Linked DNA regions of Mus musculus: all the other regions are linked to region 2. A link is a loop called in an ENCODE intact Hi-C map of the cell type or tissue named here. Cell type or tissue: heart. All regions are shown on one strand.

Region 1 (5,000 bases), 310 kb after region 2:
TCCCCTTTCTATCAGGAAGGATGCTTGGTGAATAGGGACAGCAGTGGGCTGGTGGAAACAGGGGAAAGAAGGGAAGCCCTTAGTTGGTTACTATTCTTATTAATCTGACACCCAGAGGACGTACTTCTGGGCATGTCTGACAGAATTCCTAGAAAGATCTACCCTAGATGTAGACAGCATTCTTGCATGGGGGTTGGGGGAGGGTCCTGCAGTGAATAAAAAGAAGAGAGCAAGCTGAACACCAGCCTCACCCGTCTCTGCTTCCTGACTGTGGGTGCAATGTGATCAGCCACCTTACGCCCCTGCCTGGGCCTTCCTTCCGCCATGGCCAGAATAAACCCCCTTCCTGAAGTTGCTTCTGTCTGGTGTTTTGTGTTTGGCTTTGGCAATGAGACAAGAAATCGACACAGTCATAGGAGAGAGCAGTCTCAGAGCCGGGAAAGACAATGTGTCTAATTCAACTTTGAACCTGGGGAGGGGGGGAGGACGGAATAAGAATGAAAAGAAAAACCTTCCCTGCCTCTAGCTGCTCTGTGCATATTCCTCGTTTACAAAATAGAGCCTGACAAAGAGGTACCCTGGATCTGGCAGGATTTCATAGTGATGATGGTACCGAATACTCTAGATGCCTGCTGCCCTTTCTCGCACTGTGCATCCTGTCTCAGAGTCCCAGTTGTGTGTTCATGATTGAATCTCCAGTGGGTATGGGTTTTCATTTCTCCTTTCACAAGCTTTACACACACACACACACACATACACACACACACACACACACACACACACACACACACACACACGGGGGGGTGGGGGGAGGAAAGGAGCTTAAGCCTAGTGTATTGATGCTCTGTGTAGCCCACCGCTCTGGTCAACATCCCCCGGCAGAGCACTGAGGAGAAAGGATTAGAACTGCTCAGAATAAAGAGTAAGGAGGACTTTCCCTCTAAGTCCCAGTACCTTTACTTTCAGCCTCTCTCCATTCAGAAAGGCCATTTACAGGTCTGAATCTGAATTCTGAATCCGGAGGCTGGTGGTTAAAGATTCAGGGGAGGGTGGGTCCTCTGGTCTTTGATTTGCCTCCTGCCTGATGGGTGTGGGCTTCAGCTGGGCTAAGGTGAGTCCCACAGGGGGAGATCTGCAACGGGATCGTTGGATGCACTTCTCATGTTGACCACTAGTGGGAGCTGCTGGCCAACCTCAGGCCTGACAGGAGCTAGAGGCCAGCCGCTGAGTGGTAATGTGGTTCCTCTGTCAGACCCTCCCGAGTTCATCCCATTCAGAGTCTGGAACAACACTGTATACTGACTTTTTATATATCCTCCAAGGCGTCAGAAATTCCTGGAGCCCCACACTCAAGTCTCAAATGGACAACACCACTGGCCCACAGCCACCTCTTCAAAATCCCAATAAAGAAGTTGCTGGGCAGACCATGATGGTACATACCGTTTCAGGACTTGTGAGGCAAAGACAGGCAGGTCGCTGTAAACTTAAGACCAGCCTGATCCATACAGCAAATTCCAGGTGACCCAGAGATACATGGTGAGACTCTGTCTCAAAACAAAACAAGTCTGCCTCTGGTATGTGTGTGCTCACATGCGTGTGTGCGTGAGCATGCGTGTGTGCATGCTTGCGAGTGTATGTGTGCACATGAGTGTGGGTATGTGTGAGTGTGTGTGCGCTCTGTGTGTGCGTGCGCGCGCTCTGTGTGTGTGTGTGTGTATGTACGCGCGCGCGCATGTGTGTGTGTAAGCACGCGTGCAAGTACATGTATGACCCATGCATATCCTGGCTCCCAAACCCAGAACCCCAGCACCCTTTGAAAGCCAGCACCAGCTTTACCTTCCCAGAGTGTGTGTTTCTAGCAGCCTGACAACGCTGCCGAGAAGGATAACTCCCGGGGAAAAGGACAAAGTGTGTGTGTGTGTGTGTGTGTGTGTGTGTGTGTGTGTGTGTACTTCTGTGTTCCTGCGATAGCCCTAGACTCTGAGGCGCTGTCCTTCACAATAGCCAATGGAAGTAGCCTCTCGTGTTTAACTATGGGAGATGTACTCCCACTGGCCCCGTGCCTTTCCCTTGTGGGTCTGGCTGTCGGTATGCGAATGTATGAATCTGTACCTACATGTACACGGCTGTCTGTCCAAGTGTATGAGTGTTCCGGACAGTATCCTTGTTGGACAGTCCTGTCAGTGTAGGACTTGGTATCCCTCTGTGGTTCAACTAAAAGGCTGAACACAGCTCACAAGGTGAGTGTACGGAGATGCTCGTGTCTATGGGTTTGCTGCTTGTGTTTAATACAGAGTCTGGCGGTGTGTTTGATTTCAGTCTGCTCTCATGTGTCAGCATGTCCACATAAAAATCTGCAATGCATGGGTTTCTGTACTGTCATTGTGTCTCTAGAAATGTGGTTCTAAGTGTCCCGGTGTCAGTGTGTCAATGGATGTGTCTCTAAGTCACGTGGTATCATTAGGTTTATCAGTATGTGTTCCTCAATGCCAGCGTATGTCAATGGTGGCTAATGTTCATGTGCATATCTGTGCGTCGGTGTCTGTATCCCTGTGTGCATGTGTGTCAGTGTGTCTCAGCATGGATGTCAGGTCATGCCCATGTCCATGCACGTGGATAAATGAGGTGTCTGGGGTAGGGTCCCCAGATCATCGAGGAGGGGTGTGTCTGTATACTCTGGTTTGGGCAGTGTGTGTGCCAACGTTTGTCCGTGTGTGCCGGTCCAGGTCTGCGTGGGTGGCTCTCTGTAGCGAGGCGTCCGCAGGTCGGCGTGCGTCCGCTTGTCTGTCTGTCCGTGTCCGCGTGGGCGGCCGTCTCCAGCAGGGCGCGCCCGGGGTCAGAGTGGTGGGCGTGCGCCCCGCCGGGCAGGGTGGCTCTCCTCGCGAGCCAGGCGGGCGCAGCGCCACGTGCGGAGCCCCGGGCGCGTCGCTCTGGGGCGGAGCCAGCCCGGGGCCCCGGAGCCCCAGGCCGAGCCCAGGCGGGGCCCGCCCCCGACCCCGCCCCCAGCCCGAGCCCGCGCCGCCCGCCGAGCCCGGGAGCCCGAGCGGAGCGGCGGAGCCGAGACGGCGGCGGCGCCCGTGGGATGTGGGGATCGCGCCCCCGGGGCCGCTGAGCCTGCGCCCGCTGCCCCAAGCCCTACGCCGAACCGAGCCCGCGCCGCGCTGCAGCCGCCCACCCCTAGGCGCGGGCCGGGGACTAGCAGGTGAGCGATCATCCCCCGTGTCCCGCAGTCCCCCGCTCCCCTCTGTCCGCCGCCGCCGCCCAACTTTCCTCCCCGATGGCCCGGAGCCCCCCGGCCGGGTCCCCAGCCCCCGCAGCCACTATCCCCGAGGGGGGAGGGGCGGGAGAGGCGCAGGTGGCCCGGGCCGGGGTTCCCCTGGTCCTCTCTGATCGCCGCGGGTCTCCTCCCGTCCCCTCTCCTTCCGGGTTCCCCGTGCGCTGTCGAGGGCCGGGGGATGGGGAGATTCGGCCCCGGCTCCGGGACCATCGCTGGCGCAGGCTCGCCGAGGGGCTGAGATTGGGACCCGGATTCCCGAGGCCGGAGACCCCAAGGTCAGAGCAGCGACAAGGCGCGCGGAGAATGTAGCTCTTGAGAGCTGGGGGTGAAAGGGCTGAGCGGGCACTGACCAGGGCTAGGGAGCAGGCCGAGCGCTTCTTTTCCCTGGGCCCCGGGGGTGGAGGAACCAGGCACCTGGGCTATGCCCTGGGTTAGACGAGATCTCTGCACCCTAGGAAGGAATCTGTGCGCTCTATTGGGGGTCAGATCTGCGAGTGTGCCTTGTCTTTGGGAGCTCCCACCACGCCAAGATCTTGGTGCCCTGTTGTCGCCTTGAAGCGGTCGCATCTCCTCCTGTGTCTATGCGCTCTGAGAGGGGAGAGGTCTCTGGACATGGAAATTCGGGAGAATTCTCTGCCCTCCTTGCTTTGACCTGTACAGACTCGCGCACCCGGACAGGAGAGAGAGGAGGTCCCGGACCTCTGCGGTATTTGATCGTCTTTGGAGGTGCCCTGAGAGGAAGTGAAGGTGCCTAGCTTTGTCTGAGTATTGGTGGGGACAGTGACATGGTGGGGACTAGCAGCCTTGGTGCTCATGATGGGAGGAAATGCTCAGGATGCGGCCTGGCTGTAGGCAGGCCTTCCAAACACCTGTTGGAGGGCAGCTTACAAAGATCAGCCATGGAACTCACTCTTGTCTCCGTAGCGACTTCAGTCTAGTGGGACCGTGGGATCAGTGTGCCCTTGGGACCCTGAGCTGCCCCTTACAGCTGTGACCCCCATGCACCATCTAGAGAGGCACAGAACAGGACCTCCATGAACCCCAGACCTTCTGTAGATTCACTGTCTTTCAGAACTAAGGCCCCGGCGCAGCCCAGCCCTCGACCACCCCTCCACTTCTCTACCTGTCCCTTCCCACTTAGAGTTGGCTGTGTGCACAGAAAAGATGGTAATACAGAGGAGAGTGAACTAAAGGCGGGACAGGCTGCTGCCGCAGAAGCAAGAGACAGCTGGGACATGGGACACTAACTAGGTCTTTGCTAGAATGTTGAAGGTTCTGAAACTTTCACTACCACCACATGTAATGAGGCCCATGGGGGGTCAAGAACTTATCCAAGGTCACACAGAATCATTGGACTGGGGAGAACTCTCAGGGTAAAAGTCCCTTGGAATCTATTTCTTGGGGGCCAAATTGGCCCAGAACTGACCAAAGAAGGTCTAAATAGAGAGAGAAGAGTGGCCTCAGGTGCTAAGAACCCATTTTCAAAGCCTGGTGTAGCATAGACAGCTGTCATCCTCTAGAGAGCCTAGTCCCTGTGTGTGGTGGCCATCAGAGCTCCTCTGGAAGAATTCCAGGGTTGACTCACTTGGCATGAAGAGCAAGCATGGAAGAACAGTGGGAAGTACCAGAGACAGCTGGGGATGGGGGAGTGGAGGAGGCTGGTGCCCAGGCAATCCACAAAGAAGAGACTCCTAGGGGCAACCTGCAGCAGTGAAAAAACCAC
Region 2 (5,000 bases):
CACAAATCCGTACTGTCCTCAGCCACAGCCAGAGGCACTTTCTGTAGCAAGCAGCAGTTGATGCAGAGACTGAAAATGCTGAGACTAAGTGACTGTTGGGTGTCTCGGGGAACTCTGAAAAAAAAATGGCAGAAAGGATGTAAGAGCTGAGAAATGGGCAGAGCCTGTGGAATACTGTCTTTCAGATGGTACAGCCATTGCCCCATGTGCTGCTATGGTTATCTGCAGAAGACCTGTAAATATTCCAACACGCGGCACTGAATGAACTCTGGGTTCTTAACACTGAAAAGGAGAGGACATGAGGGTAAGATGTGTGGAGGGTTCCTAGAGGAGTTGGGGAAGGACATAGGGGTTCCTGGAGGGAGTAGGAGGGGTTTCTTGGGGATAAAAGAAGAGCTGAGTTGGGGGTTGCACATGGCCAAGGTGTATTGTTTACACATATGAAATTGCCTAAGGGTAAATGAAAGACACTGTGTTAAAATGGTCATATAGTGTTTAGCATGCTTGACGGGTAGTAAGCTCACAATAAAAATTACTGCCTCTCAGAATGAGATGGGCCGCTGATGTAGATCAGTGGTAACTAGTTAGTACACTTCAGGCCCAGGTTCATAACAAATAAACACATAGTAAAATAAAAGTACAAAACCAGGCAGAGCCTTGGTTTACAGCAACCACTTTCTATAAGAGATTAGTGTGTAGTTTGGATATTTAAAAAATGGTGTGATGGGGAGCTGGAAAGATGGCTCAGAGGTTAACAGCACTGGTTTAGTTCCTAGCACCCACATGGCAGCTCACAGCTGTCTATAACTTTAGTCCCTGGGGGTCCAACACCCTCTTCTGGCATGCTCAGCTACTGCACATATGTGATTTGTAGATATACATACAGGCGAAATACACATAAAATAAAAAAAGGAAAAAAGCCGATGTGGTGATTTCAATGAGCAATGTCCCCATAGCCTTAGGTTTGTGAACACTTGGTCCTGGTGGCAGTGCTGTTAGGGGAAATGGTGTGGCCCCGCCAAAATGTTGCTGTACATCACGTGATCCCTGCCACAAAGGACTCTTAGTCCTCTGGAACCAAAAGCAAAAATAATTTCTTCCAGAACAGAAAAGTAACTAGCACTGGTGGGTTGTTTGTTTGTTTGTTTGTTTGTTTTAGAATAGCACTCCAGTACCCATTTAGCTAAATAGTTTAGTACAAGCTCATCCTGGCTATTATCAGATTCACAGAGAATAAAAAACAGTCTTCTAGTAAGTAAGATACAATGATGCATGATAGGCTGTGAGATGGTTTGCACTGGAGAGTGATGTACCGGCTGGGTGGTGGTGGCACACGCCTTTAATCTCAGCACTTGGGAGGCAGAGCACTTGGGAGGCAGAGGCAGATGGATCTCTGAGTTTGAGGCCAGCCTGGACTACAGAGTGAGTTGCAAGACAGCCAGGGCTACACAGAGAAACCCTGTCTCAAAAACCCAAACCCCAAACCAAGCAAAGCAAGTTGCACAAGCAATTTCAGTAATGTAGTATGAATCCAAACTTGAGACTTCAGAGTTTCTGAGTTTCTGAAATAAAATTCATACCCACTACAATTTGGTTTTTGACTAGCATTTGTGGAAGCTTCAGCCAGTTCAACTTCTGTACACTACATGAAAAGCACATTTGTGGTACTGCTTTAATTTGATTTAACTTATTTTGTTTGTGTATGTATATATGAATACATATACCACGACCAAGGCAACTCTAACAGCAAGTATTTAACTGGGGCTGGCTTAAAGTTTCAGAGGTTTAGTCCATTATCCTCATGGCAGGGAATGTGGTGGCACACAAGCCAACATGGTGCTGGAGAAGGAGCTGAGAGTTCTATATCCAGGGCTACAGGCAGCAGGAAGAGAGAGCCACTGGGCCTGGCTTGAGCATTTGAAAACCCAAAGCTCACCCACAGTGACACACTTCCTCCAACAAGGCCACACCTACTAATTCTTCCTAAATAATGCCACTCCCTGTGACTAAGCTTTCAAATATATGAGCCTATGGGGGACATTTTTATTCAAACCATCACAACACCTGATCCCCTGGAGGTGGAGTTACTGGCAGTTGTAAGCTGCTTATCATGGGTGCTAGGAACTGAGCCCTGGTCCTCTGCAAGAACAGCAAAAGTTTAATCATGGAGACATCTATCTATCCTTGTGAAATGTCAGTTAGATTGTTATTTTGCTCACTTGGTAAATGCAGTGCCCCAGCCCTGCACTCTCTGTGGGTAGTTGGTTTTTCTCCAGAAAGTCTAAGATGATGCTGGAGAAGCTATGTCAAACATTGTATGATGTTTCATTTTTTCGGAGAGACCTGTTGTAAAGGCTGTCTTGGAAATTTCTCTCCCAAGTGATAAGAGGTCCAGGTGTTTATCAGCTAGCTCATTTCTGAACAGGCCAAGGAAGAAAACAGGTCTAGAAACACTCAGTGCTTTTCCACTGGAGGGCAGTAGAGATCCATTTACACTGCCCTGGCTGTCTGTGAGCCACCTTAGATTTTTTTGATAATTACTCCCCCACTGATGAAAAGTGACAATCAAGGTACCTTCACAAGAAACATTTCTGTCAAAATGACATAATAATTATGATGACAGGCTGTGTAAGAATAAAGCACAAATGCGTGCCTGTAAGATTAGTGGGTCCTGTAGCTATGGATTCAATCTACCCTAGATTAACAGTGTTTGAAAAAAATTAATCCTCTGCCAAATTATTTGTTAAACCAATTTTTGTTTTGTTTTGTTTGTCAAGACAGGGTTTCTCTGTGTAGCCCTGGTTCTCCAGGAACTCATTCTGTAGACCAGGCTGGCTCCAAATTCAGAGATCCACCTGCCTGTGCCTCTCAAGTGCTGGGATTAAAGGTATGTGTGCCACCACCAGCTGGCAGATGCAACAGTTTTACCTAGTGTTTACATTTTGTTAAAATGCTCTAGGTGTAACCTAGAGATGGTTTAGAGTGTCTGGATGCTGTGTATCCATTTCATGGAAATTCCACACTGTTTTATACAAGATCCTTGAAAAATCCCAGAATTTTGGTACCCAAGAATCTTGAAACTAGTCACCATGGATACAAGGGATAACTTGATAATTTACCAAGTAACCAAAATGAAAATAATATGATAAGTATGCTGCAAATGTTCCTTTTTTGGCGGTATGGTTTTTACACAGGACTTGAATGGGCTGAGATTTTCTGAAGTTTACTACCCAAAAGTGTCTTGGATATGAGTTTTACCCCACATACGTGAATGTGGCCCAGTGGATGCCCCATCAGGTTATTAAAATGAAGTGTAATTCTGGACCATCACGATAGCTTAGCAGGTGAAGGCGCTTGCTACCAAGCTTGATGACCGGAAGTCATGGCGGCGGAAGGAAAGGAGTGATTCCTAAAAGTTGTCCTTTGACCTACACACCTGTGCTGTGGCATACTTGTGCCTCTGTCCCAGAAGTCAGAAGAAAATTTTAAAAATCAAATTAAGTAAACTTTTGAGCTCCCACCTAATGAAAACGATGGCATCCTCGTGCCCAGTCGTAGTTAACAGGCCTGTGGCTACGTCAGTCTCTTATAAGTCACACATCAATCTTAGACTCACACTGAGGGGGGCGCACCTGAAATTCTGCAGCAACAGTGTTTAGAACCCAGTGTCTCAGAAATGTGGTCCCTCGGGAGTGACAGGCCAGTGGCCTTCTCTTCCATCTGGACTGGGCATCATGAGGGGCTGGGATCCCAGAGCCTGTGGTCTAAGAGCCCGTGGTCCACCCATCAGCAGCCTGGATGCGGTCTTTGGTGGTCATGGTGGTCACTTCTTTCAGAACCTCTCTACTTTCACTAAGTCCTCTTCTGGCCTCTAACGGGAGTTGAGTTGTTTTCTGTTTCCCCACCCAGTCAACTTTCTAATGTAAAATCTTCAATGATTTGGGCTTTGACTGAAGTCCAGATGAGAACCTATCCTTAGGAGCTCCTGCATTTTGCTGGACAACAAAATCCCCTCTGAGGCCAGCATGCTCTGTGGATTGACAGCCATCAGGGGAAGATGAGGAAGGAAGGAAAATTACAAGCAGAACTGAGACACTCTAATGCCTCAACAAATCACCCTTCCATAGATCCTGTTCCTAGTAATCTCCCAGCAGAAACCACAGGCATTCTTTATGCCTCTAAGCACCTTCAAACTGCATTCAAAACCTGGCCCACAAGTCTGGAAATCTCTCTTTGCTAATTTGTTGTACATGAATGCCCAAAGAAGCCTTTGAATGGTAAATGTGGTAGGAGGGGCAGTTTCCATGGCAACAATCCAAAGCATTCCCCCCCCCCCCCCACACACACACACTGCAAGCCAATTAGGTCTTCATTGCTGAGCTGCTGTGAATGAAAAGGTGAAGACAGGGTCCCTGTGCAGGGAGGAGGGGCTGTAAGAACTGAAGGTCTAAGCATCTGGAGCTGCTACATCCTGAACCCACTGGGCGGTGCTACCTGAGCTTTGGCCTCCACGGTTGCTCTGGACCACTTGGAGGAAATACACTCCTGTATACAAAAGAAACAGTTTCTTTAGTAATACAAAGAATGGTTACAAGCTAACAGAATACACTAAAACACAATAGAAAAAAAAAAAAAAAAACGAGCAAAGGGTACAAATAGGTATCTGACAGAAGAAGAGAAGAAATGGTGGAATTTGCATGGGAATGTCCGTAGTCTCATTCATAATGCAGAAAGTACATGTTGAAGGGAACACCACTTTTCTCCTACAGCTCGGAAAAGACCGGACCGTTTAATGAGATGCCGTGCTCAGGCGATGTTTATGCACTTGGAGTGCGAAGGTAAATCAATATAATGCCCAGGAAAGCAACTGAGCAGTTCCTTTTCTAGCAGTTCATCCTCTGGGTGTGCTTACAGTCATTACGGGGAAAGGGTATTCATTGAAGCATTGTTGGATGAAATGTTGGGGACAGATTAAAGGAATGATTGACAGGTCCATCAAG
Region 3 (5,000 bases), 450 kb after region 2:
AGATCTCTGAGAGGGATGAATGTTGGTAAGCAACGTGGCAGTTAGAATGAGAATGGCCTCCACAGGCACATATACGTGCATGCTGGTCCCCACCTGGTGGACCTGGTGGAGAAGGATGAGAAGGATTGGGGGGGCGGGGGAGTCACTGAGGAGCTGTGCTGCTGGGAGTAGGCTTTGAGATGGCAAAGCCCCATGCTAAACCCAGTCTCTTCTTTTCCTGTCTCTCTACCTGTGGGTCAGGATGTAGCTCTCAGCTGCTTCCCAGAGGGCAGACAAACATCACTTTCAACGTGTGCTATGAGGTACAAAGGTTGAAATTACCAACAGCCCTCTTGTTTTAAACACGGAAACCCTTTCATCAGCACCCGTACATTCTCCCCAACCACCTACCGATGATCTTGTCCTTGGATATATGCTCAAGAACCCATCTGGGCACCCGTTTTGCCTGATCGTAAGACAGGGCGTGGTTAGTGTAACGCCTCGTCTCTGTTCCAGCTAAAGGAAACCCAAACTGTTCCAAGACAGCTTCTTCTGCAGATTCTAAGAAAGAAAGAAAGAAAAAAGAGGGGGTTATGAACAGAAAAAAAGTAATTATTCTTATTAAGAACAAAGGATTCTAAAGACAACGGTGATGTCTAAAAACAACTGGCTCAAAAGTCTCTCCTAGGAGTCTGACTCCGAGTCCTTGGGAGGAGGAGGGAGTCTAATCAAATAGGCCTCATCTTTGCCATAATTTATTAAGTCAAAGAAAAGAGTTTAGCAAAATCCTCCTTTGCCTGTCCTCGGTCGGGTATTCACAATGAGCTTCAGCTATGGGGGTACGCGTTTGGTTTGGGGGCTAGGGAACAAACGTAAGGTTACTCATAACTAACTTTGAAGTCACTCCGTGGCCTAGGCAAGCCTTAAACTTTTGTTCTTCCTGCTCCTGCCGACCACACGTGGAATCAACAGGCATGTGCTATTACATAATTAAATAAAACCTGGCTCGAGGCAGAGCACAGCTCAATGACAGAGCTGTGCATGGACTAGGGTACGGGCCCTGGCTTCACTCCTGGGACCAAAAAGAAATAAGAATCCAATCTCACTAGTTTTCCACATTAGTTTTCTAAATCTGTCTGTACCACAAACTGTGTGTATGGGGGGTGGGGGGAGAATTCAAAGGAAAACCATAGTGCTACAAGTATAAAAGTGAATGGGAACGTCTTGCGACTAATAGAGACAAAAATGGCCATCATTTTAGTTTTTCATCAACATGATATATCAGCTGCCAGGTTAAGTATCCATTTCGTTTTTTAAAAGACCTTAACTCCAAGAGTGGGTGCACACACCTGTTTCTCCATGTCTCATGCCTGGCTGGGTCACAGTGAGTACTGGCTCAAAGCAAAAACAGAGCAAACAAGCCCACCCACACTGTCCCTCACTGATACTTCCCCAGTGTTTCAGTTCAAGGAAAGACAGACTGCAGCCTTCACTGCAGTGGGGCTAAGAAACTGACACTTCCTCCTAGAGGACTCAACCCGGAGCTGCTTCCAAGTGACTCCTCCCCATGCCTCCCCAGAGCAGTCCTCTGGCACAATGGCAAGTGTCAAAAGAAGCGGGTGGTTCAGCACGTCCTGGAATGAGATGGGTCTGTGCTCACTTCTCTGTCTAAAGATAAGATGCCCCGTAAATTTAAGGATGTACATACTAGGAAGACTGGGTAGCAGATATTCTTTACGGAAACGCCTTCAAACATTCTTGTTGTGATGTTGTCAATTTGACAGAATCTAGAAACACCTGAGAAGCAGGCCTCCGGGTATTCCTATGGGGAGAGGGGGAATCTTGGCTGTATTAAATGATATGGGGATCCCCAGATTAATTATGGGCTGGGCCATTCCCTGACTGGGATTCGCACTGTATAAACTGGGAGAAAAGGGAGCCAAAAGGCAGCACGTTCGTCCGTTTCCTGACAGTGGAGGGACGTGGCCACATTGTATAAACTGGGAGAAAAGGGAGCCAAAAGGCAGCACGCATTCGTCCGTTTCCTGACGTGGCCAGCTGCTTCGAGCTCCTTCCCCGCCACGATGGGGTGCACCTCGAACGGGGAGCTAAAACAGACCCTTCCCTTAAGTTGCTTCTGTCAGGTATACGTTGTCACAGCAACAGGAAAAGAAACTAAGACACTTACTGAAGGCCAATTCTGTACCAGGCACTGTGCTGCACCTAAGGTGGAGAACAAACAGAGTCTCAGCTCGGGGTGGAGCTAAGGATGGAGGGGTGGTGACGTGTGAGCCCGCAGCCAGGTGAAGAATTTGGGGGAGCAGTGGGGAACCGAGCCGGCTTAGGCTTGCAGACTCACCGTGTGGCTGCCTCGCCAGCTTCGCGGATTCCGCGTCCGGACGCCGGAAAAACTGCAGCGCCGTCAGCCCCGCTCCCGCGGCGCCCACTACAGCCCCGGCCAAGAAGCCATTCAGAAATCGCCGCGAGTCCCTGAGACGGGAAGCGAAGCTCTTTGCAGCCATGACTCGCGGGCGCCAGCACTTTGTCTCTGCCACGCATGCGCACGCGGGGGCTCCGAGGCCGGAATGGTCCAATCGCCGGCTCCGGAACCAGGCGCGCATGCGCCATCCCGAACCGCCTCCCAGAGGCCTTCGCTGCTGAGGGTCTCGCGCGTCCCCTAGAGTCCAGCAGGGGAGGCACGCCTACCTCCATCCCTGGTCCTGGCCAGTTAATGGATGGGTTAAGTGTCCTAGCTTGTCAATTTAATGGTGTGTGTGTACTGTCCTCTGAAGAAATTGTCTTTAGTCCCATTTAATAGTGAGTAAATGCTTGTTCATGATCCATCAAAGATCTCCTAACCTGGGATCCAACTCGATGTGATTCCAAAACCTGTACCCCATTGGACTGTTTGGGGCACTTGCTTCAAAGTCAAAATACACATCAGAGTGTTTGTACCACCTATCGAGTTTCCTGGGAAAACAGTACTCAATGGTAGCCAGAGACTCTGGATGGGCCAGAGCTCAGAAGTTAAATCCTTACCAAACTAGTCCAGTGTGTCAGTCCATGTTATCTCTTTTAATTTGTGCCTAGACAAGCAAGATGGTTCATCAGTAAGGGTGCTTGCCACCAAAACTGACACTTGAATTCAGTCCCTGGAACCTACTTGGTAGAAGAGGACTGACTCCTGAAAGCTGTCCTCTCACCGTCACAGGCATGGGCTTGCCATCCTACATGCACAGGTATGTACAGCCAGACATAAATAAGTCGATGTAATAAACTGTAATTGGGCTTGGTGGAGCCGATCTGTAACCCCAGCGCTAGCAAAGACAAGGAAGGAATTTCTGAGCTCCAGATCAGCTTAGACTACATAGTGAGTTCCAAATGAGTCTCAGCTACATCGCAAGACCCTGTCTCAAAAAAGAAGTTAAAATCATCATCTTAGACGATAGGGATTCATCTCAGGACTAAGGTGGTATACACGGGATGCATGCCGTCAAGTAACACTGTAAATGTTAGCCACTTTATGGGACCTCTCAAATTGGTCTTAGACAAAATTGATGGGCAAATGCCCACTGACAAAGGGAGAACATAAGGTCCAGAGAAATGGCTAAGTGATTAAGAACACTGTCAGCTCTTCTAAAGGGTCTGGGTTCAATTCCCAGCACCCACATGGTAGCTCATGACTGACACCCTCACACCAATGCACATAAAATAAAATTAAGTAAATTGTTATTATTTTTGTTTTTTTTTTTAAGACAGGGTTTCTCTGTGTAGCCCTGGCTGTCCAGGAACTCACTCTGAAGACCGTAAATTATTTTTTGTAAAAAGAAGAATATTCGTGTTTAATAGACTCCCACTCAGATCAATGGGTCTTCACCTGGCAGCAGTCTCCAGCTTCCCATAAAAAGAGCATTGGCCTGAGCCAGGCTGACTCCATGACAGGCTGCAAACCAGCAGTTCAGGAGACTAGCCCTGAGTTTCTACTTCCCAGACTGGGCAAGTCAGTTACTGGGACAACCAGGCTTACATAAAAGGGACCCCTCCCTAGCTTGCAAAAGAATCGTTAGGCAAACTTACAGCTAGGAGATCAAGAGCTGCCCCCTCCTTGGCATGAAGTTTGCTTGAATGGAGACCCTAACTAATCATGGCATCACCCAGACCCCCAGAGATAGAACCCACCAATCGTGATATAGATCACCCAACCTTCCCTAATGTTCCTCTTTTTGGCTTTAAAACTGCATCTTTGAATTCAGTCGGGGTCCTTCCATCTCAATGGAATTGGGCCCCTGCATGAAGGAATTTGTTCAATAAATGTTCTTTGCTTTGGCATACTGTGAGTCTAGGATATCATTCTTCGGCAATTCATGGGCCCTAACACCTGCATGGACTTATATTTGCTGGTGTGGTTGCCCACTTCTTTAGCCCCAACACTTGGGTGACAGAAGCAAATGGATCTCTGAGTTCAAGGCCAGCCTGGTCTACAAAAAGGGCTGATGTTTGCGCAACTGGACTGTTATCCAGAGCCACTTAAGAGCTTTCTAGCAGGTGCTTGATGCTGAGGTGCCGGAGAAATAACGAAAGCACAGGTCCTCAAAAGAATAACATAATCCTGGTTTCTCTCACCTGGTACAGAAGACAGCTTGGCAAAGCAGCCTGCTGCTTGCTGCAAGGTCTCTCAGGACCTGTGACTAATTTGTTTAAGTGAGAAGTGGTTTTTTTGAGCCCACACTTAGCCATGCGCTGCCGAGGTCATCTGTGAAACAAAACTGAATCCCAGGGTGTTTCCGATCCACTCACAAGAATCCTGCTCAGCCTAGTTCCAGGACATCTAGGGCTACTAAGAGAAACCTTGCCTCAAAAAACAAACAAAAAAAAAACAAGAAGAAAGATAGATCTTAAAAAGTAAATTATTTTTTTAAACAGGAGCCGGACGGCAGCAGGCATTGGTCCGTTTCCTGACAGTGGAAGCGACGTGGCCAGCTGCTTCGAGCTCCTTCCCTGTCACGATGGGGTACACCCTG
Region 4 (5,000 bases), 240 kb after region 2:
GGGGACAGAAGGCGTGCACAGATGCATATGCTATGCAACCAACACATCCAGAAGACTGGCCTGTTCTATGTGACTTTGCTTGGGCAAGCCCCAAACACTCTCTTCCATTCTGTCTGCCAGGAAGAGGCCAGCACTGTCTCCAGGCTCTTCCATGGCCTTGATAAAGCCTGGGAGGACCAAGCCCTGAGCCCAGTCCTTTCGCTCTCTCTCTCCCTTGCCTCCTTCCCTTGCTGGCTTTTGTTGCCTGATGTTTAATCACCTTTAAGGTCAGAGTTCTCTCCTGGGTAAGACAACTGAAAACCTTCAATGCAAAAGGGAATCTTAAGAGACCATAGATCACTGATCTTAGTCACTGCTATTTTTTTGTCACTTACTGCCAACTGAGAACTACCCAAGCACTTACTCCCATTATACCCATTACACAGATGAGGAAATAGAGGCATGAAAAGGGTGCATTGCCTATTCAAGCTTATGTAAGCTAGGATGTGGCCGAGCTGGCATTTTTACTTTAGTCTTACTACACATTGTAGCTGCTGAACCAGAGTAACTTTTGTTGACATAATTATATAGTGAAGTGTATCCTAGCAGTTACCGCTTGCTCTGTACCCACCACCACTGGAATGGAAGAGCAGATGCAGGGGGGTGGGGGGATGCCTCAGCAGGTAAAGAACTTACTATACCCAAGGACTGGAGGGAGTTTAGACCCCAGCAACCACGGAAGTTCAAGCAGATTGGCCCACCTAATATTCCAGCACTCAGAAGGCTGACATGGGAAATTCCCAGAGCAAGCTGGCTATGAAGTGCAGCTGAATAGGGGAACTCTGGGTTCAAATGAGAGACCCTGCTGAAAAGTGTAAGGTAAAGAGTGATTGAGGAAGGCATTCCGTATCAACCTCTGGTCTCTACATAGACTGATACACATCCATGCACGCACATACACGAGACAGACAGACAGACAAAGACAGAGACAGAGACAGAGACAGAGACAGAGACAGAGAAAGAGAAAGAGAAAGAGAAAGAGAAAGAGAAGGAGAAAGAGAAAGAGAAAGAGAAAGAGAAAGAGACAGACAGAGACAGACAGACACAGAGACGCAGAGAGAGAAGAAATGGAAACCTGAGTTCTTTTGTGTCTTCTCTGAATGTCAGTGGCTCAGAAATTCCCATCTACAGTGCTCAAGAACAGACAAGAGGATCTGCTGTTTTCTTCCTCCTCCGTTTTCTCTTCCTTCTCCTCCCTTTCCTCCACCTCTTCCTCCTCCTCTACCTTCTCCTCCTCCTCCTTCTTCTTCTTTAATGTTGTTTTCAGACAGGATTTTGTTGTATAGTCCAGCCTGGCTTCAACCCTGAGATCCTCCTGCCTCAGTTTCCTGCAGGCTGGAGTTACAAGCATGTGCCACCACACCCAGCATGCTTTGCTATCTTGCAAACAAGATTTTTCTTGCTGCCCTTGTCTTCATGTCCCTGGGCAGAGACCTCACAGCAGTGAACACTTGTTCCCACCCTCAGGTCTTTACTGTGTTTTTTACAATGGAGATGGCCTTCAAGATCATTGCCTTCGACCCCTACTACTACTTCCAGAAGAAGTGGAACATCTTCGACTGTGTCATCGTCACCGTGAGCCTGCTGGAGCTGAGCACATCCAAGAAGGGCAGCTTGTCTGTGCTCCGCACCTTCCGCTTGGTAACGTCTTCTCTTGGCCACTTGGGAAGCTCCCATTCAGGCTCAGGGAAGCTGACCCCGAGGGGACAGGCACTGTGTGTCTGGGGACTCTACCGGTGGTTCCCAACACCCTTCCTATTCTCGTGGGAGCAAGGCAAGCCATGGTTCTGAAGAACCTAGAGACTCAGTTTGGCAATTCCAGTTTTTCACTGATGTAATGTGGGGTGGTTGCTCTCTTTGTCCCTCCATCTCCTTGTTTGTACCAAAAAGGGACTTCGGAACAGCATTCCATTCTCTTACCACACAGCAGTCCCAGCAACAACGTTGGGACATTTTCAGCCAACATTTTCTGAATATGTGGCTCAGCCATAGTACTACGTAGGCTCTTGAAATAATAAGATTCATTTTATGCTCCCAACCCTGAGAGACCATTGCTTTTAAAGTCCTCAGGATGAGCCAAACTGAGACACACCATCTTTAAATGATGAACTCAGTGTTTGTCGAACGCCAGGACAGCGAGCTAGTGTATGACCTGGAACTCAAATCCACGTTGCCTGACTGCTGAGTCTCAGCTCCGTCCCCCCTCAAAAAGGCTTTCCCTTATTTCTTGGTTGCCCAATTCAGAGCCCAAAACTTCACCCACAAAAGCTTGCCTCCTCTTAGCCTCCACAGGCGCCTCTCCAAACTCAGCTCCAGGGCGCCCTCTACTGGAGGCATTCCTCCACTCAATCACTGGTCTCCATGTCTGCCCTCCACACCACCACAAATGCTTCCATCAGCCACCTGTAAGTGAGGTCACTAATGAGAGTCTGAGGTTACTGATGTCCTCAAGTCCTCAAGCCATCTGGAGGATTCTTGGCATTTCAGTGACTCCTAGAAGCCAGCAAGGGACTTGAATAGCTAGGGTGGCCATTCCCAGGATACGCCATAACGCAAAAAAAAAAAAAAAAAAAAAAAAAAAGACTGAAACTGGCATGTTTGTTAGCAACTAGAGCCAGTGGACACTGTGTCCTTTGGAGGCTCAACCAGGTCTCTCCTGTTCTTGTGAGAGGGAGGCAGGGGAGGGCCTCCTACACACCTAACTTCTGATTATGACATGCGAGTCCATTCACAATTCCCTAACCTCATCCCCCAATCGCGCGTGCAGGCTCCCTTCCATGTTCCCAACAGCCTGGTGAGATTCCATGCTCTGCCAGCCAGTATTACATTATCAACAAAAACCCAGCCCCTTCCCTTTACCCCACAGCTGGAGCTGGCCCTGAACTGTGTGCATTCCTGGGTAAAGAGACACAGCCGAGACGATCAGTTGGGTGGTTTTAGTCTTCAAAACTGTTTTAGTCAAGCACATCCTGCCTCCCTATAAGCACCCCCCAGACCAACAGTTTCTACTCTCATGACCACCTTCAACTGGCAAGGGCCATTTGTCACAAATAGTTCCCCAGTGGAGTCCCCTTGAAGTCCTTGTGGCGATTGTGAGGCTCCAGCAAGCCCCGCCCCTCTTCTCCCTGCACTTTTCTCAGCCACAGGCCTGGCCACCCATCCTCTGCCTCAGACACCTGTTCCCAGGTCTTCACCTGGTTTGGCTGGTCTTGGCCTTCTGGGCTGACTCATCCCCTCTCCACAGAGGGCCTCCCACACTCTGGTATCTGAACCTGGCTTCGCTCTTCAAACCAAGCCGCTCTTTTGAGATTATAATGCCATATCCTGAGAGTTCATAGGGCTAAACCCAGGGATTTCCTTTCTGCCATCCTACTCCAGACACTGAGCACAAGCTGTCTATAAGGAGAGACTCAGTAAAAATGTTGGGATTGGTTGAGGAAAGGAAGGAGAAGAACAAGAGAGGAAATCCCATGTAACTCTTTTTGCCCTTCCCCGAATGCCACCACCCATCTTGACGTGATTTAAGGTAGGCTCTGCCACTCTATCATTGTGCCAGTACCATACCATCTTAGTTACTGCAGCTTAGAACATGTCTGTGCCTGTAAACACAGTCGCCTGCTGTGGTGGTTCACTTTCTTTGTCAACTTGACTGGATTTAGAATCACCAAGGAGATATACTTCTGAGTGTGTTTGTGAGGGTGCTTCAAGGAGGTTTAACTGGGAAGGAGCGCTCGCCCTGCCTGTGAGTGGCAGGTGGAGGGTGGGGCAGACAGAATAAAAAGAGGGATGCTGAACTGCAGCAGCCCTCTACACTCCCTTCCCTGCCACCCTTCCCCCCCCACCCCCCGCCCGCTGAGGACTCTGATGTCACTGCCTCCGTGCCTTTCCAGCATAATGGACCATGTTCCCTAAACTCTCTTAAGATTCTCCCTGCTAGGTATTTGATGACAGCCGCGAGAGGAGTAGCTGATACACCCACCTGGTTTTACTCTAAGAATATCCTGGCCCCTGCACTTCCGTTACGGTTGGAGAAACCGGCTATGTCCACAGCAACACAGACACAAACTCTTGAGTCTTCTCTTTATTCAGACTGCAATAATCTAGCCGTCGATTTAGGAAGGGCTATAAACTCTGCATTACATAATCCTCTGACCTACAGAGGCAGTAGTACCCTCTCTGCCTAGCTCGGTCCCTCGAGTTTTATAATTTTCCATCCTTTTCTCCGCACAGATCTTACATATTTTGAAATAGTCTTTGCTAATTTTAACTAGCATTTTGATAGTCAATATCTTTGCACCAAGACATCCCCTTTCTTAATTCTGATGATTCATCCATAGAGTCTTTTAGATTTTTCAAAATGATCGTATCATGTGCAAACAATACATTTTGTTTTTCCTTTCTAACCCCCATGCCATTTGATTCTAACTATGTGACCACACTGGCTGGGACATCTAGTACCCTGCTAAAAAGAAGTCTTAGTAACAGCCAGCCTCATTTTCTTGGCTGCTAAGAGATACTTTCAACATTTCAACAAGTCTGACATTTTTGCAGGTTTTTCTTAAATGAAAAACTTATCGTGAATAGGTCTTTAATTTTACCAGACTATTGTTCTGCATGTAAGATAATCACATTAATAATTAACAAAGATGCATTGCATATTTCAAAGCAGCACAAGGGAGAATTCTAAGTGTCACCAGAAAGAAGTGACGAACATGCATGCTAATTACCCTAATTTGATCTTACACATTTGGACACAAACAGAAACATCGCCTCCTGTCCTATATGCATAATTTTTTCATGTCAGTCAAAAAGCAAAAACATCAGATTGATTCTACCCCTAAAAGAAAAAGGAAATCACATTAAGAGAACCATGTAGGGGCTAGGGAGAGAGCTCAATGGTTAAAAACATATGCTGCTGGTGTAGAGGACCCAAGTTCAGTCCCCATTAGGTGGCTCACAAC
Region 5 (5,000 bases), 430 kb after region 2:
CCAATGAGGCAAGAAACATACTTATCTGGCACCATGTGATCCCTGGAGGGAACCACAGTCTCTGGTTAAACCCACAAAACATCTCCATCTTTCCAAGACCCACTGTTTTTTCCCACAGAAATGATGCGAGAAGAGACACACCCTTCTCACCAGGAGGGCTGTAGTGCCAGAAACAGCCGTGGATGCAGGTACGGACTGAGTTACATCCATCTAACTCTGTCTTGACTCTGAGGCACCCTGGATGACTTCTGTTGAATACCAATGGTAAAGATACAGAGTTCTCTGAGCCTCATCTTGCCCACAGGTAAGATGGGACAGCAGGGTTTGCACAGAGGAAGAACAGTCACTGGATTCTCCAACACAGACAGATGGGAGGACTTCAGGGTCATGAGGGAAGGAGCACGTGAGAGCAGAGTTTTAAAACCATCTCAGCCACCTCGGATCCCAGAGAAGGACGACACTGAGTTTTGAGCCCCGAGTCTTTGGAGGATTTTGGTCAGAATTCCATCATTTCTTGAAAATAAACCTGTTGGTCACAGGTGCTCAGTGCACACCGAGACAGACACTAGGACTGCTTTTCCAGCTGGGCGTCCTTTTGCTCCTTAGCCTTCAGTTCCTCCAGCTTTTTCTCATAGCGACTCAGGAAGTAATCGTCAGGTTCCACCCCTGAGCTCTTCAAAGCTTCCAGAACCTTCTCCAGTCTGGCCACAGACCGGGCTCCATCAATCTTCCTCGTGCTCAGGTACAGAGTGAATTCCTGGAAACCCAGGAGCTTGCAGGTGTCCACAGAGCAAATATTCCGGATGTCCCTGCTTCTATCCAGACGGGGGAAAAACACCAGACCTGACATCTTCTCCAGGTCATGGAGGCTCACCTGGAACTCGGATAACTGGGACTGGAACCCAATGGCTTTATTTGGCACCACAAAGGCCCCCAGCGCCAGCGGCTCCGTAGATTCCGGGCTTCTGCGAGCCAGGATCACCTTGTAAAGGTGCGAGGGGACGGCCACGTTGTCCTCACCAATCACCTAAAAACAGAGGAGTCCGATTAGCGCACTGGGCTGTGCCGACACTTCCCAGGTTTTGCTCCCACACCTCTGTAGATGCCATACAGGAAACGGCCTGTGAAAGGCCTCAGTGTAGCATTCAACCAACTGCCAAGGAAAAGGAAAGACATTCAAACAACTCGTAAGTACTGACCAGTTCTAACCAGTCTTTAAAATACTGTTACCTCTGTAAGCGGTGGCTCCAGGCTTTAATCCCAGGACCCTGGAGGAAAAAGCAGGTGGATCTCTGAGTTCAAGGCCAGCCTGGTCTACAGGGTGGCCAGGATAGCCAGGGCTACACAAAGAAACTCCGTCTCAAAAGGAGCAAAATAACGACAAAAAACCATAATGTTACCCCAAAGGGCAGGGGTCACAGTATGTCCACAGGACGGAGGACAAAGGGGTGCCACAAGCAAGCACTGAACTTCCAGTGGGAAAGGGGACTGTCATTTCCTCCTCATTGGCTAATCAGAACTCCTAACGCTCTAAACATAGAAGTCAGAACTGCTGGCTTCAGCACTCCCAGCTCTTACAGTAAAAACAGCCCAAACGCCCCAAGAAACAACAGACAGCCCTTGAAGCTGCAGCCAGACACAGTAGCAACAGAACTTTCTAGATGACCTCGATCGTCGCTCACATGCAACTGCTTTTGTTTAGTTCCAAATGCTCCTGGATTACCAAACATTGAACTTCTAAATTATGCCGTCAAATCAGACACTTTAGGAAAGTAGCCACACAATGAGGAAGGCAGAGGCAGAGAAACAAGCCGCTCTGTAGGTTGGCCGTATTAATGAAATAACAGGATTAAGAAGCCTCTTCAAATGTCCTTCCAATATGCTTAAAAGCCTCCATCTGTTGTCTAAAAAACAAAAGCGGGATGTCCATTTGCTTAATGGCCCCCGATAAAATGACAAGACCCAACTGGGCATGCTCGAAGTGCCCAGAGCAGGCCTTTGCTGCCGTCAGTCGGTTACTCTCCTGTCAGACAGTTCTAGCTGTAGATGAGATTCCCTGTCAGAAGCCCAAATAAGGCAGCGAGATGCAAGCCAAAAAAGAGGTTTTCCCTGATTTTTACAAACTCCTATCTGCATTGCACATAGCCCAGAATTCCATGGTCTGTCTGTCACACATTACCACAGCCAGCTACAGGACTTCAGGGAAGACCCTGCCACAGGATCTACAACAATGCCTTTGAACATACGGAAAGTGGTTGGTTGGTCAGGGCAGAGCAGGGCTTATGAAACCACACTGCTCACAGGTTCGAGATCTCGCTCCCAGGGGTGAGCTGTGCACGAGGACGTGAGACCATCGAAGCAAAGGGATGAGAAGGTAAGCTGGTGTTCACACTCGGGTCACAGAACCCCAGCAGATGCTCTGGGTCCCAGGCCTAGCACTGACCCGAAGCACGGTAAAAAGGTGGTGCAGCTAGGAATCCTGGCATCCAGGTGAAGGCAGGAGGGCCATAAGCTCTAGGCCATCCTTGGCTATACACTTAAGAGCTCGAGGCCAGCCCGGACTACGAATCTCATTACAAAGGAAAGAGGAGGGCACAAAACCCTGAAGCACACTATCTGCAGGAGAGCCGACTGCCACGGCATGTGGCCAGATACTGAAACATGATAAATAATAACAGTAAGGGCTCAGGAACCAAAACTAAGGACATAACTACGATGGAGCCACACTCAAAAGGCGGTAGGAAACGAGCTGCAAACATCCCACAGTGGCTGGTAAGCCAAGTCCTGGCACCACCTAGTGGGCTTTCCATGCCACTGCAACACAGCATGAAAACCCTGGGATCCTTCTATACCATTCTCTTGCCTATGTCTCTCTTGTGAGCTCCCTGTCCGCAAACAAATGGTCATTTTTCACAAATAACTACCTGGTCATCATACGGTATGACCATCAGAACTGCTAACCGAGTCCCCTCACTTCCAGGAAAAGTACCCATAACTGACACCCCACTTCCCGGCTTTACTTGCTTCCGTGCCGTTTTACAGTTTTGGGGTTTTAGACTCATGACAGTTTGAGGATTCCCAGTGCTGCAGTCCAGAGGGCATCAGGGATGCTGGGCACCAGCCTATCCCTCAGCTGTACATCAGTCCTTGACAGAGATCCAATTCACAGCCACAACATGTGACTCTTCTGGCCAAGACCTCCCCACGGGTAAATAGAAAACAAAATCTACTTTCATTTTCTGAGGAGCCTTGTCTGAGTTAGTCTACTTTTTTCTCAGCACACGCAAAAGACACTGTGCCTGCTTGAAAATTAAATAACCCAGTGTCTGTTCCTTAACTTTGGGACTTAGAGCCAGGCAGTGGTGGCGCAAGCCTTTAATCCCAGCACTTGGGAGGCAGAAGCAGGCGGATCTCTGAGTTTAAGGCCAGCTTGGTCTACAAAGTGAGTTCCAGGACAGCTATGGTCACCCAGAGAAACCCTGTCTCAAAACAAAACAAACAAACAAACAAAAACAACAAAAAACTTGAGACATAAATAATCTTAAAATAACTTAGGGTTCTTTTCCTTATAGGTAGCTCAGCAAAACACATAAGCATTTACTTTCAGGAAAGTTACCGCCAGACAATGTCCCTGGAACTCATGCACTGAAGCATGAGGCTGCTGACCAGACAGACACCTACTCAGGGTCCACTTTGTCATAAGCTATAACTTATGTCATAAACTATAACACAACCAGGCTCCTTTCCTCATTTCTAAAACAGCACCAGCAATCCCCAAATGCCCCTCACAGGACTGTACCGACAGCAGACTGATATGGTGAGACAGAGAGAGAGAGAGAGAGAGAGAGAGGGAGAGGGAGAGGGGAGGAGGAGGGAGAGGGGAAGAAGAGGGAAGGGGAGGGGAGGGGAGGGGAGGGGAGGGGAGGGGAGGGGAGGGGAGGGGAGGGGAGGGGAGGGGAGGGGAGGGGAGGATACCAACAGGCAGGAGATAATTGTGAGTTTGAGTTTGGGGCCATCCAGGGCTATATAGTGAGACCCTGATTCCAAAGGGGGTGCGGGTATGATGGTGCATAGTTATAATCCCAGAACCTTGAGGTGGGGGGAGGAGTAGCAGTTGAAGGCCAGCCTGGGCCATATGAGACCCTGCTCAAAACAACAACAACAAAAAAAGATTTCAAAATCATCAAGACCTATTTTTTAAAAAACCTATTTTTTGAAGTGGATGTCATTCAGAAGCCAGGTTTTGCAGTGGCAGAGTGGACACCGTGGGCTCCAGCAAGATTAGGGCGTTAGAGGTCAACATGGAGAAACGAAGTTCAACACAATGACCGCGGACAAAGGCTTGCCGTGGCTTAACAGGAACCAAGCTTTTAATATCAGTACATCAGCAACAAACCTTTTCACAGAAGATTTGGCATACAAGTGCTTTACAAAGGAGATCGCTGTCGCCATTAAAACACTCAGGAACCCTGAACCCTTGTCAAGGCTAACAAAAACTGGAAACTGACCGACTGGAAGTGAGTAGAAAATACAACACATATAACAGCTAGAAGATGGACTCCATGTAAGTTGGTCGTTTCCTAAACACTGGTCAGAGTGCCTCCTTCCTCCCCTCTCAGTGACAGAAACCCGGTACCCGTCATAGCTGCAAAGCCACCCCAGTTTCAGAAGAAGTTGGCAAAAAAGAATAGACTTAGCCTGCTGCTTGCAGTGTCATAGCTATCGTGTCTTGAGTGACGTTAAGATAAATGCATTTAGTGACAGACACCATGTCCAGTAAGACAAGGAGGAGAGGAAGAAAGTCAGACCAAAAATAAAATTGCCCAGACACACTGAGAGACCACGCCGTTAAATGGCAATTACATGGAAGAGAAAAAGAAAACAGGGTAGTTTGAAAACCATGGGATCCATGCACACCTACAAGGACGAGGGGGGGGGGGAGGAGGCACAGATGACACCCAGGAGGGGGAAGTCAACAGGAGTGTGTCGGTCAGCCCTGT

What was found. A loop is a pair of places that touch in the nucleus more often than their neighbours do. Peaks named below come from ENCODE experiments on the same cell type or tissue, not always from the same donor. Only the 100,000 strongest peaks of a DNase experiment are listed, where the experiment ranks them.
Region 1: a loop joins it to region 2, with 2.6 times the contacts of the local background. A loop is called at or near these places in 2 of 42 quality-filtered maps.
Region 3: a loop joins it to region 2, with 4 times the contacts of the local background. A loop is called at or near these places in 5 of 42 quality-filtered maps.
Region 4: a loop joins it to region 2, with 19 times the contacts of the local background. A loop is called at or near these places in 16 of 42 quality-filtered maps.
Region 5: a loop joins it to region 2, with 5 times the contacts of the local background. A loop is called at or near these places in 19 of 42 quality-filtered maps.

The regions. Positions count from the first base shown.
Region 1 is chr9:119,577,051-119,582,050 of GRCm38, reverse strand. It overlaps a transcript of Scn5a not described here. Among named protein-coding and RNA genes, the nearest start is that of Scn5a, 17 kb to the right of the region's middle. In heart, no CTCF peak of the experiment used is centred here; DNase peaks (open chromatin) are centred at 1,180, 2,890 and 4,840; H3K4me3 peaks cover 2,500 bases; H3K27ac peaks cover 1,854 bases; H3K27me3 peaks cover 4,635 bases.
Region 2 is chr9:119,888,372-119,893,371 of GRCm38, reverse strand. It overlaps Gm2449 (a long non-coding RNA gene), which reads left to right. Exons shown (of 7, transcript XR_871350.2): 3 at 186-304; 4 at 4,770-4,838. Among named protein-coding and RNA genes, the nearest start is that of Wdr48, 4.0 kb to the left of the region's middle. In heart, a CTCF peak has its summit at 2,465 (motif pointing right); no DNase peak of the experiment used is centred here.
Region 3 is chr9:119,442,489-119,447,488 of GRCm38, reverse strand. It overlaps Exog (endo/exonuclease (5'-3'), endonuclease G-like), which reads right to left and starts at 2,529. Exons shown (of 6, transcript NM_172456.4): 1 at 2,339-2,529; 2 at 391-540. The coding sequence starts at 2,501. In heart, a CTCF peak has its summit at 2,669; DNase peaks (open chromatin) are centred at 1,531 and 2,578; H3K4me3 peaks cover 1,604 bases; H3K27ac peaks cover 1,121 bases.
Region 4 is chr9:119,644,718-119,649,717 of GRCm38, reverse strand. Scn10a (sodium channel, voltage-gated, type X, alpha) reads left to right here. Exons shown (of 28, transcript NM_009134.3): 15 at 1,507-1,680. Among named protein-coding and RNA genes, the nearest start is that of Scn10a, 72 kb to the left of the region's middle. In heart, a CTCF peak has its summit at 2,375 (motif pointing left); no DNase peak of the experiment used is centred here; H3K27ac peaks cover 171 bases.
Region 5 is chr9:119,458,403-119,463,402 of GRCm38, reverse strand. It overlaps Exog (endo/exonuclease (5'-3'), endonuclease G-like), which reads right to left. Exons shown (of 6, transcript NM_172456.4): 6 at 1-1,027. The coding sequence ends at 566. Among named protein-coding and RNA genes, the nearest start is that of Exog, 16 kb to the right of the region's middle. In heart, no CTCF peak of the experiment used is centred here; a DNase peak (open chromatin) is centred at 2,902.